Regions from separate parts of the Homo sapiens genome. Here all the other regions are linked to region 2. A link is a loop called in an ENCODE intact Hi-C map of the cell type or tissue named here. Cell type or tissue: heart left ventricle. All regions are shown on one strand. Region 1 has its middle 25 kb from the start of MVB12B. Region 2 overlaps MVB12B (multivesicular body subunit 12B). Region 3 has its middle 9.1 kb from the start of MVB12B.

Region 1 (2,500 bases), 97 kb after region 2:
CCACTCTCTCAACCATAACCACCACCACCACCACCACCACCACACAAAGTCCTTTCCCGAAGTCTCAGAGATTGCTACTCGTATTTCCTTTTGAATCATTGTTTCAAGTATTTTTTATGCATCCATACTCATATAAAATTTTAAAAACTTACTTTGGGTGTTTCTGTTTTTCTCGTCCTCTTTGTCTCTACATAAAAGGTACTACTCTAAGTATTTGACTCTTGCTTTATTTGCCCAACAATATCTCTCCAGGTGATGTCATAGATTTACCCCATTCTTTTAAATGGTTGCATAATACTTCATAGTAGGGCCATGCTATGGTTTATTGAGCAAATTCCCTGTTGATAGACATTTGGGCTGTCTCCAGTTTTTTATTCTTATGGAAAGTACTTCAGTAAAAACCCTCACAGAGGTCTCCTTGTGTACATGTGCAAACATTATCTCCAGAGGAGATACTGGCAAGTGGATTTCTTGTTCTTCAAAGTGGTGATACGAATTTCCATTGTGACCAGCAGGATCCAAGAGTCCCGAATTCCACACACTCTCACTAACATTTCATATCAAGCTTTAATGCTTTAATTTCTTTTTTCCAATCTGATGAGTGAAATATAGTTCAAAGTCACTTAATGTTTTATTTCCTTGATTACTAGTGAAATTGAACATTCTTCAAGTTTATTGGCCATTTGAATTTCCTTTTCTATAAATCGACTGTTTTTTATCATTTGCTGAGTGTTCTATTGGGCCATTTGTCTTTTTCTTATTGATTTGCTAGAATTCTTTATATATTCTGGATGCTAATCCCTTATCTGTTATATAAATTGCAAATATTTTCTCCCAGGTTATAGCTTGTTTTTAGCTTGTTTATGGTGTCTGCGGTCATTTAGGTCATTTAGAAGTGTTACATTTTAGCGTGGGGAGGTCTATCAATTGTTTCTTTTATGCTGCTTGTTTTGGGCGGGTCTGTTTTCAGCTGTGACACTGAAAGGCAGAGAAGCCAGCAGCCAGGAACACAGGCCCTCCCTCTGGTGGACAGATTGGATTTTCTGCTCCTCTCTGTGAGATAGCAGTAACCTCAACTGACTCCTGTTGGGGATCTCAGATTTAACTTGGTGTGAGAGGGTAAGAAAGATACTCTTTCTTCTGATAGGGAAATTAACATTGGAATTGTAAAGGTGATTTTATTTGTACCCTTTACAAAATAAGTTCAGCCAAACATATGGCTTCTATTGCAAGTCCTTGATAATCTGGCCTCTGTTTCTCGCTTTATTTTTATTTTCTAGAGAGGAGGCCTGTCTCTGTTGCCCAGGCTGGAGTGCAATGGTGTGATCATAGCTCACTGTGGCCTTGAATTCCTGGACTCAAGTGATCCTCCCACCTCAGCCTCCTCAGTACCTGGGACTATAGGTGCATGCCACCTCTCCTAGCTAATTTATATATATATATATATATAATATATATATATATATATATTTTTTTTTTGTAGAGACAGAGTGTTACTTTGTTGCCTAAGCTGGTCTCGAACTTCTGGCCTCAAGCAGTCAGCGCACTTCAGCCTCCCAAAGTGCTGGGATTACAAGCATGAGCCACCATACCCAGCCTCAGTTTCTCACTTTTATTGTTAACTACTCCCCTCCATGTAGGCTTCACTCTAGTTCCATTTAATTATTTACCAAACCAAACTCATACTTTATGTGTGTCTCCAGGAATTTTAATATGATTATCTGGCTTTCGAGAGATAGGAAAAAAGTCGTGATGACACCTATTTTGAGCCAGGCTCTGTGTTGAGTGATTGGGTCAGTCAGGATAAGCCAAGCTATGTTGCAGTAACAAAATCCCAGGATCTTACAGTGTCTATTTCTCACTCATGCTACTGTCCAGGTCAAGTTGGCTAGGGTTTGGCAATTCACTTTTTTTCTTCCAGAATCCAGGCCGCTGGAGCATTCTCTGTCTGGACCATTGCTGGTTGTGTTTGTTGTTTTAGTAGGAAAGAAAATGTGAAAATGTGGCCAAATACAAATTGACTCTAGCAGTTTCTGCTTAGAGTGACATGTCACTTCTACTCACATTTTGTTGGTCAAAGTGAGTTACGTGGCGAAGACTGACTTCAATGGGCTAGGGCATTAGTGGCCAAAAAAAATCTGGATTGGCCCTGTTCTTCTGGTCACCACATGTTCAATTCCCTCTACCTCCTACATGTAGAACATGTTCACCTCCAGGCAAGCAATCCAAAGTTCCATCCAGCCACTAGTTCAGGCTGAAGCCCAAAGTCCAGGATCTTGTGTGATCTTGTGATCAAGTTGAAACTCATTAGGGAGAGGAAATAACTGGCTCATTTTGGTTCAGAGATCTATGAACCAAAAAGACCGGCTACCTCCCACCCACAGACTCAATATGCTGTGGTGAAATGGAACAGGGCAATCTCAGTTAAACACTTCTATTCGAAGGGACCAGAATGGGAGACACATGGCAGTCAGAGCACTGGAGAAATTCTGAAATCAGG
Region 2 (2,500 bases):
AGCAGGCTGGCCTGTCTCTACTCAGCTCCAAACTGGATTCCTCAAACTTGACACTGGATTTGGGTAACCTCTGCCTGGTGGTGTGAGGCAGTGCACACGCCCCAGGAGCAGGACTCCACTCAGGGCCTCCCGCTGTGCACACCAGGCTGTACTCCACACACCCACGCTCCGACCCCCGCCATTTCACACACTTAGCTGCTAAGCCAGGCCTCAGTTTGGCTCCTGTGTGATGGATTTTTGAACCTCGGGGGCCCTCTCCGCCTGCGCCCATCGCCTCCCATGGCTCCAGCAGGTTGTTCTGGCTGTAGAGGAGATGCAGAGTATTGATTCTATCATTCAGCACGTCAGCTCACCCTAATGACTCTGCATCATCTGCAAATTTGATAAGCATGCCTCTGATGTCTTTATCAAGCCATGGTTCTGCTGCTTGCTGAGCTAGAGGGCTGCAGCCCACCAGGGGACTCCTCCTGGGTCGACACAGAGCCATTCCCTTATCACACTGGGGACTTCTGGTGCTCCAGCGGTTGTGAGCCCACCTGCCTCCTGGGGCTCTTCCCAACCTCTGTCCCAGCAGCAGCGGAACCTCTTCTTCCCAGCAGAAACAGGTGACGCCCTGCATGTGACAGACGGTGGAGGGGCTGCTCTGATAGAGGCCAGGAAGGTGTTTCCTCTCTTGGCCCCCTGCCCCAGACAGCATCACAGAGCTGAATCAGAAACCCCACCATCTGATCACATGCCCAAGGCTGACTCACAAAGCTGGGCCCAGCCCCAAAGAGGGCCACAGAGATGGGACTGTGCCTCCGTCCCCAGGCCAGCTCTCTCCTGTTGATCGACGTGCATGACATAGGCAGGCAGGGGATGGAGCGCCTGCGGCCAGAGATATGGAGAGGCTCTGGGTCCCAGAAGAAGTGGCTGCCCTTCTTCACTAGAAGACAGTCAAGAGATGTGTGTGGCGATGTCTGTATGTGAGATGAAGCATCACTGTATGAGGGAGAGGAGCTCTGCCAAGCTACCTTCTACCACCTTAGCCACCAACTCACTGGATACAGCCCAGGAGCATCCCTCTCCCTGGGGACCTGCCTGCTCCAAAAGGACAACTCCAAAGCCGGTGACACCACAGCATTTTCTGCAATAACGGAGCTTCTGCGGGAAGCTCCTGCTTCTAGAGGCAGTTCCTGCTTTTGGACAGAGAAGGCAGTGCTGCTAGAACCACGAGGTCCTCAGGTGATGGCCTACAGACGGTGCAAAGATCCACCTTTGTCTGAAGTAAAGCTGGGAATGAACGGCATTCCAAAAAATGGCAGGAAATTCTTTGAAATCTGAGCGATGACACAAGAAATGGAGGCGGAGCACATGGTTTTGGCTTTGGAGAGGAATACAGACTCAAGAAGGCAGCAAGATCTGTGACCCACCGCTTCCTAGGTCCTCCTGGCTGGCCTGGGCCAGGGCTCTGCGGCGAAAGAGCCTGCCACTAGCTCCGGCTCAGAACCGCATTCCCCGCCACCGCCACGGCTGGGCAGTAGAGGGCGCTGCGTCACCGCGCTCCCAGAGGCCCGATCCACGCCACACAAAGACCGCACTGGACGTGGTTCTCAGGTTTATGGTTAAGGCTACCTGAGAAAAGAGTAGCAAGATGCAGACTTGCTATTACACGATATGATATCACCTATGTAAAAAGTACACAAGAAAAAGACTTGAGGGAAATATAACAAAAGGTTATAAGCATCTGCTCGTGGGAAATGGAATTCCTGTTTTTTCATACTTTCTACATTCTGCCAATTTTCTACAAGCCTGGATTACTCTCGCCATAGGAAAAGACCCGCGCAGTGCTCAGGGACCAGGGAGTAGTCTGGAGGGGTTGCCAGGGACGCATTTATGGTGAAACTGAATTCGTGCCTGGATTCAGGTAGGCGCTGGGGAGCTCCTCGGAGGCTCACCACATGCCCTCACCACCACACGGGCTCGAGATGCCCCGGAAGCGCTCACAGAAGAAGACCCAGCACAGGCCCAGCCCAGGAGCCTCTGGGAGGGCTTCCCGGGAGAGAAGTCCTCTGCGCTGAGACCTGTCAAACACACCTCATGTGCAGGGAGCACCGGGAGCAAAGGCGCAGAAGCCAGGGGAGGAGGAGGCTGCCAGCGCACGTTAATGTCTGGGGCTCTGGCTGGGAAAGGGAAGACAGGAAATCCCGGAGCTGGTGTGCAGCCCTGCAGGCCCCACTGAGGGGCCTGCCTTACCCTATAGGCTCCTGGTAGACCCCCAGCACTCGGAGCACAAGCCCCAGCCACTGCTCCCCACCAGAGGGGAGGTGATCAGATTCCTCCTCTGGAGAGTGTAGAGACCTGAAGCCTCAAGGAATAAAACAGCATACTCATCCTTTCCTAGGTCTTCAATGGAAAATTTGAATGAATAATCAACATTTCATTTTAAAATAAATCAAAGATACTGGATAGGAAAACAACACACAAAAAAACCCCACAAAAACCAAAAAACCCTGATGGA
Region 3 (2,500 bases), 81 kb after region 2:
TCAGTTGTGCCCTCAAGATATTCACAGGCTGTAGGGAGATTCAGATGTTGTTCAGTGATCATTTGGTTTTCCGTAACAGAAATGCTCTCAAACCCAGTTAGGCATAAAACAGAATTCATGGAACAAACTGGGATTCTCTCACGGAAGCAGTCTCGTACGGCAGGCACATTTCCAGGCCTCTTCCAGGGCTATGTTTCCTCCTGTTTCCCCTTTTCCCTGTGTCTGCCTTTGTTTTTTGCCCTTTCTAACAACGACTTTTCTCTTCTTCTCCTCCCTGTCCACAGTCTAACAATTGCTGCCATGATGGTGTTCTCAGCCCACAGTCTATATCACATCAGTCCCAGTGGCCTGCAGACAGTGACAAGGCATCTCTAAGCTCCAATTCCAGACTTTCAGAGAGATGATCTGACAGGCCCAGTAAAGGTCAGAACTACCCCAGACCCAATAAACTGGGACAGAGGGCAGGATCGCATCACATCTATGTGCCCACTTCCCTGGGCCAGGCAAACCTCAGGAAGGTTAGGGCTGCAGGTGTACTCAGGAAGAACTGACACCAGAAACCCAGAGCTTCCTTTATCTCAGCTTCATTCTCTCATTACAGACCTTCTTCTTCCACATGGCAGAATCAGACTGCTGACAGTTTTATATCCTCTTATTGCTTCTACCACTAAATAAAAATTGGCTGTCTAAGATTCACTTTAAAAATCCTGGGAAAAGATTCCAATGGGCCTAGCTATGACCAGGTGACCACTCTGGCCTGATCAAGGCCATTTAGAGGGACAGGGTCATTAAAGAACACAGCTGCTCCTGCAGAAAGAACAGGTTGCCAAGAAAATGGGTGGTCCTGGGAAAATCAACCCATGTATTGGCCCAAAGCTGTGTTATGATTCTGTTTGCTTATCTCCTCTACTAGCCCCTAACCCCACCTCAGTTGGTTCTGGAACTCAAGGAGCATGGCTGTGCCATCTCCAGCTCGCCCCATCCCAAGCTCACCCCATCCCACAATTAGTATCCAAACCCTCTGGCTTTATCTTCCAAGCCTTCCTCACATTCACACCCATTCCAGGAAGCTTTCTTTTTTTAAAAAAAGTAAAAAACATATGGTCTTTCAGACTATTTCTCTGCCATGACATTTTTTTTTTTTGGTCTTAACTATTTTTTGTTAATAGACTCTATTTTTTAGAGCAGTTTGAGGTTCGCAGTAATGTTGAGCAGAAAGTACAGAGGTTTGCCACCCTTGCCACCCTACTGCCCCCTTGTGCCTCCCCACTGTCAACATCCACCACCAGAGTGGTACATTTGTTACAACAGATGAACCTATGTTAAAACAGCATCGTCACCCAAAGTCCATAGTTTACGTTAGGGCTCATTCTTGTGGTATACATTCTATGGGTTTGAAAAAATGTATAATGATTTATGTCCACCACTAGCGTATCACACAGAATAGTTTCACTGCCCTAAAAATCCTGTGTTCTGCCTGTTCATTCCTCTCTCCCTCCTGACCCTTGGCAACCACTGACCTTTTTACTGTCTTCACCTTTTTGCCTTTTCCAGAATATCATCTAGTTGGAATCATACTGTTACAGTGGGTAGCTGGTCAGGCATGAGCAGGGCAGGAGAGTGTTCCCCCCCACCCACCCACACACATACAGCAGGAATGTCAGGTGACAATCAGGTGATGGTCAGGTGGTTGTTGACTGTCTCTGTAAAATAATAATTGGTAACATCCGTTGCTAGGGAAAGGTAGTCTTCTAACAGTCAGAGAACACCTGAAACTGGTGATCAGCAGCTTCCAAATAAGATCTCAGGAGTTGGGCGAGTGGGCTCAAGCATAAGCATTAAGAGGCAAAATGGTGGAGTTTAACTGGTAAATGATCTTCCTCTAGGAATGCTAGACTGGTAAGGGAGGAATGTCTCGAGTGAGCATAAGTACAACTCCAGTAAACACAGTGCGCATGCTCCCCTCCCAAGCGCTAGCAGGCCACTGTGCATGTGGACAGCCCACCCAACGGAAGAATCAGGGGATAAGAGAAGCAAGACCCTGAAAATACGCACACGTATAAAACCCCAAGTCAAAAGGCCAAACCGCACACTTGATCTCTGAAGTCGCCTGCTTGGTCCTTTTCCAAGTGTACTTTACTGCCTTTTATTCCTGTTCTAAAGCTTTCTAATAAACTTTCACTCCTGTTCTAAAACTTGCCTCGGTCTCTGCTTCTGCCTTATGCCCCTCAGTTGAGTTCTTTCTTCTGAAGAGGCAAGAATTGAGGTTGCTGCAGACCTGTACAGATATGGATTCAATGCTGGCAACAATACGTATGTAGCCTCTTCAGATTGCCTGCTTTCACTTAGTGATATGCATTTAAGTTTCCTTCATGTCTTTTCATGGCTTGATAGCTCATTTCTTTTTAGGGCTGAACAATATTCCATTGACTGGATGTATCACAGTTTATTCATTCACTGACTGAAGGGCTTCTTGATTGTTTCCAGGTTTTGGCAATTA

What was found. Hi-C counts contacts between places; a loop is a spot of excess contacts. Peaks named below come from ENCODE experiments on the same cell type or tissue, not always from the same donor. Only the 100,000 strongest peaks of a DNase experiment are listed, where the experiment ranks them.
Region 1: it touches region 2 in a loop (9-fold over the local background); 94 of 110 quality-filtered maps call a loop at or near these places.
Region 3: it touches region 2 in a loop (7-fold over the local background); 98 of 110 quality-filtered maps call a loop at or near these places.

What each region holds. Positions count from the first base shown.
Region 1 is chr9:126,300,717-126,303,216 of GRCh38, reverse strand. No RefSeq gene overlaps it. Among named protein-coding and RNA genes, the nearest start is that of MVB12B, 25 kb to the left of the region's middle. In heart left ventricle, CTCF peaks have their summits at 823 and 1,022 (motif pointing left); a DNase peak (open chromatin) is centred at 1,003.
Region 2 is chr9:126,397,689-126,400,188 of GRCh38, reverse strand. The region is part of intron 6 of MVB12B (multivesicular body subunit 12B); the gene reads right to left. Among named protein-coding and RNA genes, the nearest start is that of NRON, 12 kb to the left of the region's middle. RefSeq lists a silencer at 1,561-1,620. In heart left ventricle, no CTCF peak of the experiment used is centred here; a DNase peak (open chromatin) is centred at 1,508.
Region 3 is chr9:126,316,489-126,318,988 of GRCh38, reverse strand. No RefSeq gene overlaps it. Among named protein-coding and RNA genes, the nearest start is that of MVB12B, 9.1 kb to the left of the region's middle. In heart left ventricle, a CTCF peak has its summit at 1,259 (motif pointing left); no DNase peak of the experiment used is centred here.